Linked DNA regions of Homo sapiens: regions 1 and 3 are each linked to region 2. Evidence: read pairs that join two places in POLR2A ChIA-PET (ENCODE). Cell type or tissue: CD4-positive, alpha-beta T cell. All regions are shown on one strand.

Region 1 (4,000 bases), 54 kb after region 2:
TTAATGCTGTATAGTATTATCTATTTCAGAGTGCACAAAATTTGGAAACCATTCAAATTGTGGCATTAAATCAGGGCTTTGGATGCTGGCTGAACAGGTGACTCTTAGTTGATCATTTATTTATATTTTCCAATTTTACTTCTCGAGCCTCAGTTTCCTCAGCTATAAAATGAGGATATCTACCTTCTCTGGTTGTTGCAGAACACAAATAAGATATGTCAAAGAGGCTTTGGAACTACAAAATGCGAGTTATTTCAGTGATGGCCTCCATTTCCTCTCTCTCTGATTTTTCGTTGATTTCTTCCTTCTCTCTATGAAACCAAATTGCTATCAGTTCCACTGTTTTTCAAAATCAACGACACATATTTATTATACAAATACAGAAGAAGCCCCATTATCCACAGGTGTGGCAAAATCTCAATAATTGCTAAATCTAGGTGATGAGTACAAGAGAGTTCATTATACTAGCCTCTCTGCTTTTGTGTATGTTTAAAGTTTTTTCATAATAAAGATCATTTTTAAATAAATAAATAAAGCTTCACCTTCTTAGGCAGAGGCCAGGAGCCCGATTAGTGAAAAGCACTGGATATCTTTTTAAAATGAGAATTGACTTTCCAGCATACACAGTAAGACTAAGGGCTAATGACTGCTTTTAGGTAGATTCAGCTTCATAGCACAATCCTTATTTGCAAAACAAACACTGAATGCAAATGAAGACGGCTAAGACTGTAGAACCTCAGTCGGGTTTCTTGGGGTAGGTTCAAGGTTCTCCTGCACCCAGTTCACAGGATTCTTTGTGGAGCAAACCAAGTTTATTTGGCCCTTTGGGTGGGCAGGTCCCAGATTCTGAATATGGAATCAGAATTTGAACCTGTATTGACTGGCACTGCCCAGCCAGCATTTCTGAGGCCAGCCTTCCGACAAGAAGAGCAGTTTTGCTAAAGGATCACAGAGAACTTGAAAACCCCAAATAGAAGGCAGCTACACGTAGGGAACAACAGTGGGAGTGGACAAGGGAAATGTTTCGCTGGCTGTCAGATTTTATATCTGAAAAGAAGACCTGGCTGAAGATCAAGTCGCCTCACTGCTGCCTCTGTTCTATGCCTCTTACCGTTGACATCGCACTTTCCATACATGATCTGATTCCCTCTCACAACTTGAAGAGGAGAGGTGAAGATGGTACCAGCCCTCTTTTTACAGATGTAGAGAGGCTCGGAGGTCGACTAGTCCAGAGCCTTGGTGTAGAGCTGGATCTCAATCCAGCTCTGACTCTCTCCTTTTCCACCCACCTCCCATGCAGACCCCATGGCTGGGAACCACCGAGGCTGGTAGTCCATGGGATATTTTTTGTGAAAGACAACCTAAACAACAGGCAGCCTTTGCTTTTTTTTTTTTTTTGCTTTTTTTTCTTTTGAGCTTCTTGCTCAAAACCTATGACAGTACCCACCAACTCTGAACAGGGCTGAAAATCACAGAAGTCTTTTTCTAATCATAGTTTTCAAATAAATTTAATGTGAGGCCCAAATTACTTTAACTGAAGACTCTTTTCTCCAAGCTAAAGAATTCACTCTTTCCTCTGTGCCGCTCAGTAACGCAGTCAAATGTTCAGAAAAATGCAGTACCATTTCTGATGCAGTCTTAACCCTTGAGTCTCTGGCTGGTATCAAGTCCTAAGCCCAAACTCCTTCCCAGGGACAGGGCAGCCTCAGCCTGGGGAGGCAGAGCATCTCGGTCCTCCACAGAGTCCCCTGCCTGCCCACTCCTTAGCATCTGCCCCCTTATCAGTTTTTCTTCCCTGTCATGATGGAGCAAGTTCCTGAAGTATCCCCCACCCCCTTACAAAGGCCAGATCTTCCCCTCAGACCTTCTCAAGGGCTTTTTGCTCAACTGACCCAACTCGTTTCTCTTGATCAGTCACTCCCTCTCCACTGATCTTTCCCATCAGCACACAAATTACCAACACTTCCAAAAAACCTCTTTCCCTTGTGCACATCCTTCCAGCTCCCACTCCGTTTCTCTGCTCCTCGCCTTTCATCATCAAATTTTGCCAAAGAGTTGACTACACGGGCTGTCCGCAGCTCCTCCCTCACGATCCCCTCCCAACTCTCTCCAGTCGTGGTCCCAGCCAACCCTTCACTCCACTGAAACTGTTCTTCACAAGTCACAGACAGATTCCATTTTGCCAAATTCAGGGCCTGGTGCAGTAGGTCACATCTGTAATCCAGCACTTGGGGAGGCCAAGGCAGGTGGATCACCTGAGGTCAGGAGTTTGAGACCAGCCTGGCCAACATGGTGAAACCCCGTCTCTACTAAAAATATAAAAACCAGCCAGGCGTGGTGACACATGCCTGTAGTCCCAGCTACTCGGGAGGCTAAGGCAAGAGAATCACTTGAACATGGGAGGCAGAGGTTGCATGAGCTGAGATCACGCCACTGCACTCCAGCCTGGACAACAGAGCAAGACTCCATCTCAAAAAAAAAAAAAACAAAAAACGATGAAACAAATCCAATGGTGATTTTTCTGGCCTTATCAGCCTCAGGAAACACTACACACACAGACACACACACACACACACACACACACACACACACACAGCACACACCTCCTTCACACTGCCTGTTCTTCTCTCTCCACGGGCTCCTTAGGGCATTCTGTCCACTCTCCTGCATTTAAATGTTCTCTCCATGCCGATGGCTCCCACATTTTTATCTCGTGCTAGGTGGTAGATCAGATTACCCTACTTGACATCTCCACTTTGAGTCTAATAGGCACCTCAAACTTAGTGGTGCCCCAACTAAAATATCTTGATTCTGCCCGCCTCCCTCTCCCAATCTTTCTTCATCTCAGGAAACAGCACCACCATCTACTCAACTGCACAAGCCAGAAACCTCGGAGTTCTAGATGCTTCTCCCCACCCCACAGCAGCCCTGCCCATTCTACTCCTAATGAGCATCTCACACCCACCCACTCCTCTCCATGCACCTCCTTCGCCTCCTCCTCCACCTGCCTCTTTACTGTGCTCTGCCTTTCTCTGCTCTCTTCTCCACCAATGCAATCTTCTTAAAACGTGAATTAGGGGCTGTCGCTTCCCACTCCAAACTTTCTTTTGTTTGTTTGTTTTGTTGTTGTTGTTTTTGAGATGAAGTCTCGCTCTGTCACCCAGGCTGGAGTGCAGTGGCACGATCTCCACTCACTGCAACCTTCACCTCCTGGGCTCAAGTGATTCTCCTGCCTCAGCCTCCCAAGTAGCTGGGATCACAGGCATCCGCCACCACGCAGCCTAATTTTTGTATTTTTAGTAAAGACAGTGTTTCACCATTTTGGCCAGGCTGGTCTGGAACTCCTGACCTCAGGCTATCCACCCGCTTCGGCCTCCCGAAGTGCTAGGATTACAGGTGTGAGCCACCGTGCCCAGTCCCACTCCAAACTTTCAATGGCTTCCCACTACACTTCAAATGAAATGTAAACCTTTTCAAAGCCCAGAGAGTCCTGCACAATCATCTCATGCTGCCCTCCCTCCTTCATCCTTGACCACCTGTGCCTCTTTGAGTTCTCCAAAACCAAAGTCCTTCTGCACAGGCTCTCCTCTGCTTCATGTGCTGTCTCCCCCAACCCCCAAACCTCAGAGAGGCCTTTCCAGGCTACTCTAATGAAATCCATCCAAGTCACTGGACTTGTGGTTTCATCAGAGCACTGATCACAATTGGCAAGCTGTATTTCTTTACATGTCTGCCTCTGGACTGTAAGTGAAGTGGTAAGGGTAGGGGTATGGGTAGAGGGAGATGATTATGTCTCTTTCAATTATCAATATATTTCTGGAGCTTTAACACAGTGCCTGGCAAATAGTAAGTCCTCAATAAGAAGCTGCCGCATGTATGAAAGAAACCAGGGCTGCTTATGGCATTAAAAAAACCCTCGTTCCGCAGCCGGGTGTGGTGCCTCACGCCTGTCATCCCAGCACTTTGGGAGGCCAAGGTGGGCGGATCACTTGAGGCTAGG
Region 2 (4,000 bases):
TTTTAATCATCTATTACACAGGTAGATGGTGCCCAACCTTCAAAACCAGAAGACTAGGAAAAATACGAGCTCAGCACACTTACACAGTCTCAACTCAGTGCTGGCTGGCCTGGCATCAAGTCCGCACAGTTGCCGCCAACCACAGTCAAGTTGGTACAGCTGCCATAGAAAGCTGAAAATCAGACTGCCACGAGATCTGCCTGAAAGTTCTCTGTACATTCCCCCAAGTTTCATCCACCTGAAAAATGCCAGTTACCACCACCTAGAACACCTTTAAACAGCTTGGTGGCACTGCCAGAGTAAGAGACACCTAAGGCTTGGGTTTTTCAGAAGGTGAGGATTCCGTTAGTAAGTTGATTAGAACTCCCAGAATTAGCCCAGCAGTGTCAAACAGCCATGAGAGGCAATCGGCTTGGTTTTTAAAAATGGTTTCAGTCTCATGCTCTATGTGTTCCATTCATTGTGTACAACTTCACTGAATTAGCAGACAGTCCAGCTTATGGCTTCCATGCCTCCACCAAACAAGATTAGAGAAAAAAACAAAACAAAACAAAACAGAAATGAAACCACAGGAAGGCAGGCAGGTATCCAAGTCATGGGCCCCAGTGTGGATCAGTTTGGATGCACTGTGTGCCTACAGGGTCTTGCAGGTGAAAACAGCCTCTGTTACTGAATCCTTCCACCAAGACTGGAACCTAGACACTCAGAGCAGGCCTTAAACACAATCTGAGAATGACAAAGACAAAATACCATGGACATAAGATAGAATTGGAGAGAGGGGGTACTTAAAAAGAAAAAATCAAGACAACCATTAGCTTTTCTTTAAAATAGCCCACTCCCTGGTGCACTTCCAGTAGAATACAGTTGACACTGAAATCTGTAAGGCTGTGGCACAGGCAAGAAGCGAGGTACCTCTGTGTGTCAGTGGCCAGTCTGCCTATCTATCAGCAAAGCTGGAGGATTCCGGGTCAGGATGTGCCCTGGACAAGGGAAAGCTGGCCCTAGAGAGACATTCTATTGCCAGGCTACAGACCACACTCCAAGCCCAGCTCTCTCAGAAACTGATGCCAGTGAAGGCAACGTGAGAGACGCAGGCTGTGACAAGAGTGAACTAAGAGGCAGGACACTGCTCCATCACTTTGGGTCACTGCTGGAGGTCCCCATTGTCCATCTCTCCATTGGCATCCCTTAGTGTTAAATAAGACTGGACCAGTGACCCAGCACGGAGCCTCTGAACCCCAAAGAATGTGCCCAGTAAGCATGGGCTCACCATTCCTGTTTTCATTCTTTTATTATTAATATTATCCAGCCGTCATTGATTAAGCACCTATAATGCCTTCCCTCCCAACTTCAAACACTTGATAGGAAGGTAAAGTGAGGCAATTCAGGTGAAGCCCACACAAACACATAGCTCTTATCATTAGCACAGCTATTATTGTGAGCTCAAACCCACTCAAAGCCCCTACAGAACTAACTCAACCTGAGTTAAGTGAGCTAAAATATCCCAAGAGGGAGTGCCTATCAGAAGCTTCATTTCTCAGGACCACGTTTGCTCTTCAAATGAGAAGCTAGTTGTCTAAAGGAACAATCTCTCTCTCCATCTGGCCAGCCAGTGACTTGTCCCTTGTATGTGTGAAATGTGCCTTCCCCAACAGGAGGCATTTTAAGCTTGACGGGGTTTTGTTAAAGTTAATATACGTGGGCCCTTTACAATCCTGGAAACTAATTATTGAATCGCCTCTCTCCTTCTTCAAGTCATCAGGTGGAAATGAAAAACGGAGGTAGAAGCAGAGAAAGAAAAAGTGTCGGGGGAGAATTCTACTTTCCCCACGTCTTCGAGTACAAGAGCTAATCTAGTCCTACAAACGAAGATATACAAGAGGCACAATTTAAATAACTTTCCCAGCCTTTAATTAAGCAAAGTAGAGTGAAAGGATCAACAGCCTCTGACATGAATTTGCATACCTTTTGCCAAGTTCTGTGTGTGTGGAGGGGGAGTCACATCTTCCCCAAACTTGTTTCACACTCACTACTCATTCTCTCCACAGGCCTCATAAGAGGCACAACCATTTAAAACAAACAAGAGCTTCTAACCCAACCATTTGAGAGAGCTATGTGATTTTAAAAAGAAAAAAAAAGGTCAACAGCGTTCTGAGTACATATCGCAAGCTTTGTTCTACTCGCTTCCCCACTTCCTGTTGCTTCCTCACCTCGTAACTTTTTATTTTTGAAGCCTATGCGTTCGCACTGGTATCACTGTAAGGTTTCAGTGGGAGGCCGTCGGAGAGACCAGGATGAGGAGGCTCTGTACTGTTCTGAGACAGACAGGACCGTACGAAAGACAGAAATCACAACCGCCCGGCCCTCAGGAAAGTACAGCCAAAATTTCACCGCTCCCGTCAACAGTGGGGGTGCTAGGAAAACAGTTGTGGGCGAGCTTTACTTTGTGGGGAGCACACTGTGTGGGCAATGGTCACTTAACCATTAGTTAGTACCAAGTGGCTTACAGCTGGGGGCAAGGGGAAAAAACACTTGACACCCACAGACCAAGAAATACACGAGCCGGCTCTGCAGGTTACTAGGGCCTCTCCAAACACCTGCCCAAGCCCTGCACTCCAGGGAGGGATCACCACTGGGAAAAGGAACTGAAAGACTGAAATGCTTTGTGAGTGGGACCCTGTCTTATCTCCAGCTTAGAACAGAGGTCAGAACAAAAGGGGGACATGGACACCATTTGGCCAGACCCTTCCTGTTACAGAGGACACCAGGACCAAGAGCTGTTATCACAAAGCTAATTTACTCACAGGAGACCAGGTATTGGATCCCAGTTCTCCCATCTCCCAGAACAGGGCTTTTCGAGATCTTCTCAAACGAACATGGAGCAGGTGCTCAATAAATGTTGGCTCAGCTACACTGGACTGCAATGCATGGTGGGTGGAGAGTGCAACCCTAAAATACTTTTTGTCTGATACCAGGAGGTCCCATCTTCCAGAAGATGTTTTGGGGGTTAGAGTAGCCTGTCCTCATAATCTACTCTGGCTCTTAAATGCCTAGGGTTAAGGACTGCCCTTCAACAGGTCCCTAAGCTAGACTGTTGCACCCATCTGCCATTATTTCCCAGCCGGGGGGAACAATTCTGGGAGACAGGGTGATATTGCACAAGTCACAGGGCAGGGAATGAAAAGCTGGGCTCCAGCCTCTGGTGAACAGTCTCAGCAGATGGCCTCAGGGAGTCCTCCTGCCCACACCCACCACCCCCATGCCTTCCTGCATCCACGTGTACCCTTTGAACACGATCTCTAAGAAGCTGCTGGTCCTGTGGGCCTCGGATCCTAAGAGCCTATACTCTCCCATCTGCTGGCCACCACAGAGCTCATTCTTCTGCCCCCACCTTCACCCTCAGCCTTCCCGCCTACTCTACCTGCCTAGAACATCTGTGGGCCCTCAGAACATGGAGCAGTGGGCTGGAGGGTTCTATGTACATTTCTACCTAATTTGAGTTTACCATGAGCTCTCGATGTGTCTTCTGGAATCCTCCCCACAGAGTAAAGCTTTGCTCCCAAAATAAAATAAAACTTAAAATGTGATGAAGGCCTGTATGTGCCAGGTGCTTGGCCAGGGTCAGGCTGGGCTGTGTCTCAGGAACTGGGAGAAAGACATCCAGAGTTGGAATCCAAACAGCTGAAGCCCAGCTTCACCCCATCAGCCTCTATCTCCTTCCCATGACTGATTTTCTTCGCAGACCTCATCGACACCTGACATTGTAGTAGATGTGTACACGTATACTTATTATCTGTCTTGCTCATTGGAAGGAATGCTCCATGAGGGCAGGGGCTGGCTTTGTCTATCCTGGCAGCCAGGGCAGCACCTGGCACATGGCAGGGGTGTGATGCCTGCTAAATGAATGAAGAAATGAATGAGTGAATGAATAAGCAGTTGATCCTGGATGTGCCTCAATCATGACCAAGTCACTTAACATCTTTAAGTTTCCTTATTTATA
Region 3 (4,000 bases), 80 kb before region 2:
TGGAATATTATTCACCAATAAAAAGGAAATAAACACTAATACATGCAACAACATGGATGAACCTCGAAAACAGGGTGTTAAGTGAAAGACGTCAAACACAAAAGGTCACATAGTGTACGGTTCCTTTTATCTGGAACATCCAGAATAGGCCAAGGCATGGAAGCAGAAAGCAGGTTAGTGGTTGCAAGGGGCTGGGGAGGGCAGAATGGTGAGTGGGTACAGGGTTTCCTTCTGGGATGACAAAAATGCCTTGGAACTAGACCTAGGTGAGGTTGCACAACATTGTAAATGCAGGAAACGCCAATGACTTGTATACTTTAAAATGGCCGTGCAGCCATAAAGAAGAACGAGATCGTGTCTTTTGCAGGAACATGGGTGGAGCTGGAGGCCACTGTCCTCAGCAAGCTAACGCAGGAACAGAAAACCAAATATCCCATGTTCTTACTTATAAGTGGGAGCTAAATGATGAGAACTTATGAACACAAAGAAGGAAACAACAGACACTGAGGTCTACTTGAGGGGGGAGGGCAGGAGGAGGGAGAGGAGCAGAAAAGATTACAACTGGGTACTGGGCTTAATTCCTGGGTGATGAAATAATCTGTATAACAAACTCCCATGACATAAGTTTACCTCTGTAACAAACCTTCACATGCATCCCCGAATGTAAAATAAAAGTTAAACATTTTTTACGTGAAAAAAAAAATGACCGATGGTTAATTTTATGTTGGTGAATTTTACCTAATATATATTTTTTCTTTTTTTAAAAGAAGCTTCCTGGGCCCTACCATTAGAGACTTTAACTCATTAGGTCTGCGCTGGGCCCAGGGACCTATTTTTTAAAAGAACAACCTGGGTGACTCTGAGAGGGGTGGTCCCCAAACACAGCCTAAAAGGCAGGGTCGATTTGTGTAAACAATGCCTTTACTTTGGATGAATCCATAATGACTGATACTATTTACCTACTGAGTGCCAAGTATCTGCCAGGCACTGGGTTTGGTGTTTTTAAATGCACTATCTCAGAATCACACTGCAAGGTAGAAATGATCTCTTTTATTTTATAGATAAGGAGATGGAGGCTCAGAGAGGCGAAGTAAAGGGCACAGAGCTAACAATGGATTCAAATCAGTATCTGTCTGACTCCACAGACCATATTTTTTCTCTCTCCCTACTCTATGCCACTGGTTCTTCAACAAGCTCTTTCAGGCAGCAGGAATCTCATCTCTGTGTTATATGTGCAAAATGCTCTTTATGTCCCAGGCTTAGATCATCTTACTCCAAGGTGTGGTCTTTAGACCTGAAGCCTTAGCATCCCTGGGAATTTACAGACTCTCAGTCCTCACCTCAAGTTTGCTGAATTGGACTTTGCTATCCCCAGATAATTCATATGCACATTGAAGTGTGAGCAGCACTGGCCTTTGTAGAGCTGTGCTGTCCAATATGGCAGCTACTAGCCGTAAGTGGATATTTAAATGAATATTAATTTAAAATAAAATAAACTTAAAAATTTACTTTATTTTATTATTTTGTTTTATTTATTGAGACAGGGTCTCACTCTGTCACCCAGGCTGGAGTGCAGTGGCATGATCAGGGCTCACTGCAGCCTCAACCTCCTGGGCTCAAGTGATCCTCCCGCCTCAACCTGGGACTACAAACATGCGCCACCAGGGGTCTCCTTTAGCAGAGACAGGTTTCTGCCATGTTGCCCAGGCTAGTCTCCAACTCCTAGGCTGAAGCAATCTGCCTGTCTTGCCTCCCAAAGTGCTGGGATTACAAGCATAAGCCCCCGCACCCAGCCTAAAATTAAACTTAACTCAGCTTTTCAGTTGCACTAACTACTTTTCTTTTCTTTTTTAAGAAACGGGGCCTCACTCTGTCACCCAGGCTGGAGTGCAGTGGCTTGCTCACAGCTCACTGCAGCCTCTAACTTCTGGGCTCAGGCAATCCTCCTGCCTCGGCCTCCCAAAGTGCTAGGAGTATAGGCATGAGCCACCACGCCCCGGCCTACACATTTTAAGATGCTCAATAGCCACATGTGGCTAGTAGCTACCATATTAGACAGCACCAAATAGAACATTTCCCTCAATGCAGAGTCCTATTGGACAGGGCTCTCAGAGCAGCGTAGCTCAACCTTGGCATTTGTGACACTGTGGGTTGGATAATTCTTTGTTGTTGGTGGGGCTTTCTGTACATGGTGGAGCAGTAGTTCTCAACAGGGAGTGATTTTACTCCTCGAGGGATACTTGGCAATGTCCAGAGACATTGTTGGTTGTCACAGTTGGGGGAGTTCTTCTAGTATCTAATGGGTAGAGGCCACGGATGCTGCTAAACACCCTGGAAGGCATGGGACAGCCCCCAGCAAAGGACGATCTGGTCTAAAACGTTAGTAGGAGAAACCCTGCTCTAGTGTAATCAAGAGAACACTGCCAGTCTCAGCAGAACTGGTAGCAGGAGGCTAAGGAGGCCAAAGAGTACCCACCCCCAACCATTTGTCAAGCCCCAAGAAGCCTTCAGAACTCTGAGAAGCTACTCTCCAAGAAAGCAGGTGTCTATTTTTGCCAAAAATGCAGAACAAGAAGTTCTGGTTTCCAGAATAATCTATAAACTCATTACTAAAATGAAGTGCCTGCATTTCCAATCCCAAGGGCAAGGCAAGGAAGAAATTCCTTTTTGGCGTTGATGTTTGGAATGTGTGATAAATTCTGCATGTAAACCACAATCTGCTGTTGGTTAGGTGTAGAGATATATCACTCATTCAGTTGTGCATTCATCTATTTATTTATAAATATTTATTGAGCACCTACTATATGTTGGGTACTCTTCTAGTGTTGGAAACACAGCAGGAAACAAATAAAAGGTCCCTGCCTTTGTGGAGCAGATAGTCTAGTGGAGGAGAATAACAATATACAAGTAAGCAGGCATGTGTGCAATGTCATGGCAGGTATGATGAATGTTATGAAGGGAAATAAAGCAGGGTAAGGGTCAGAGGAGTGATGAACATGGGTGGCGCCTATTCATGGTCACCTGAAAAGGTGACATCTGGGCATAGGCCTAAATGAACTGGCTGAACCAGGTGACTCAGGGAAGGAAGAGAGTCCCAGGCAGAGGACACAGCAGCTGTGTCCTTCCACTCTTTGGTGGAATGAACTTGGTGGAGGGAGCCGGCAGGTGCGGTCAGCAAGGCAGGAGGCCAGGCTGTAGGCATGAGATCATGGAGGGGCCGGGCGCGGTGGCTCACTCCTGTAATCCCAGCACTTTGGGAGGCCGAGGTGGGTGGATCACAAGGTCAGGAGATCGAGACCATCCTGGCTAACATGATGAAACCCCGTCTCTACTAAAAATACAAAAAAAATTAGCCGGGCGTTGTGGCGGGCGTCTGTAGTCCTAGCTACTCGGGAGGCTGAGACAGGAGAATGGCGTGAACCTGGGAGGCAGAGGTTGCAGTGAGCCAAGATCGTGCCACTGCACTCCAGCCTGGGCAACTGAGCAAGACTCCGTCTCAAAAAAAAAAAAAAAAAAAAAAAAAGAGATCATGGAGGGTTGTGAGCAGAGGAGAGATGGGGTCTGATTCACTTTTCACGTGGAGAACAAACTACAAGAGGACAAGAGTGGAGAAAGCTGTTGTCGTCTTCCAAGTAAGAGAGGGTGCTGGCTTATTAATAATTCATTAATTAAACCATCAACATTAATACAAATTATCTATTGGGCCAATGCTATTACTCTTTTATTTCAGACATATCATGGGGAGACCAGGCATCGCATTCCAGCTACTTCTACAGAAAAATGCATTCTGAGTTCCATGATCAACTTGAAACCTTTTCCATCCACCTTGGTTTTAAGCTGGGTACTGTGTGGTTGGATAGAAGACAGCAGGAAAGGGAGTCAGGGATGAGGGCAGATTAACAGGAGGAAAAAAGGGCATCTCCCCTCATCATGCCCTTTTCCCCAGAGCCACCAGAGAAGAGCAGTCTGAATGGAACCTTCCTATCATACTCCTTCCAAG

What was found. ChIA-PET counts read pairs that join two places held together with the same protein. Peaks named below come from ENCODE experiments on the same cell type or tissue, not always from the same donor. Only the 100,000 strongest peaks of a DNase experiment are listed, where the experiment ranks them.
Region 1: POLR2A ChIA-PET joins it to region 2 with 12 read pairs; 27 of 35 experiments call an interaction of 5 or more read pairs at or near these places.
Region 3: POLR2A ChIA-PET joins it to region 2 with 12 read pairs; 4 of 35 experiments call an interaction of 5 or more read pairs at or near these places.

The regions. Positions count from the first base shown.
Region 1 is chr6:42,442,796-42,446,795 of GRCh38, forward strand. The region is part of intron 2 of TRERF1 (transcriptional regulating factor 1); the gene reads right to left. Among named protein-coding and RNA genes, the nearest start is that of TRERF1, 7.1 kb to the right of the region's middle. In CD4-positive, alpha-beta T cell, no CTCF peak of the experiment used is centred here; no DNase peak of the experiment used is centred here; H3K27ac peaks cover 587 bases.
Region 2 is chr6:42,388,320-42,392,319 of GRCh38, forward strand. The region is part of intron 2 of TRERF1 (transcriptional regulating factor 1); the gene reads right to left. Among named protein-coding and RNA genes, the nearest start is that of TRERF1, 62 kb to the right of the region's middle. RefSeq lists an enhancer at 2,054-2,203. In CD4-positive, alpha-beta T cell, no CTCF peak of the experiment used is centred here; a DNase peak (open chromatin) is centred at 2,202; H3K4me3 peaks cover 1,458 bases; H3K27ac peaks cover 4,000 bases.
Region 3 is chr6:42,308,268-42,312,267 of GRCh38, forward strand. All of the region lies in intron 3 of TRERF1 (transcriptional regulating factor 1), which reads right to left. Among named protein-coding and RNA genes, the nearest start is that of MRPS10, 92 kb to the left of the region's middle. In CD4-positive, alpha-beta T cell, a CTCF peak has its summit at 1,639 (motif pointing right); a DNase peak (open chromatin) is centred at 1,674.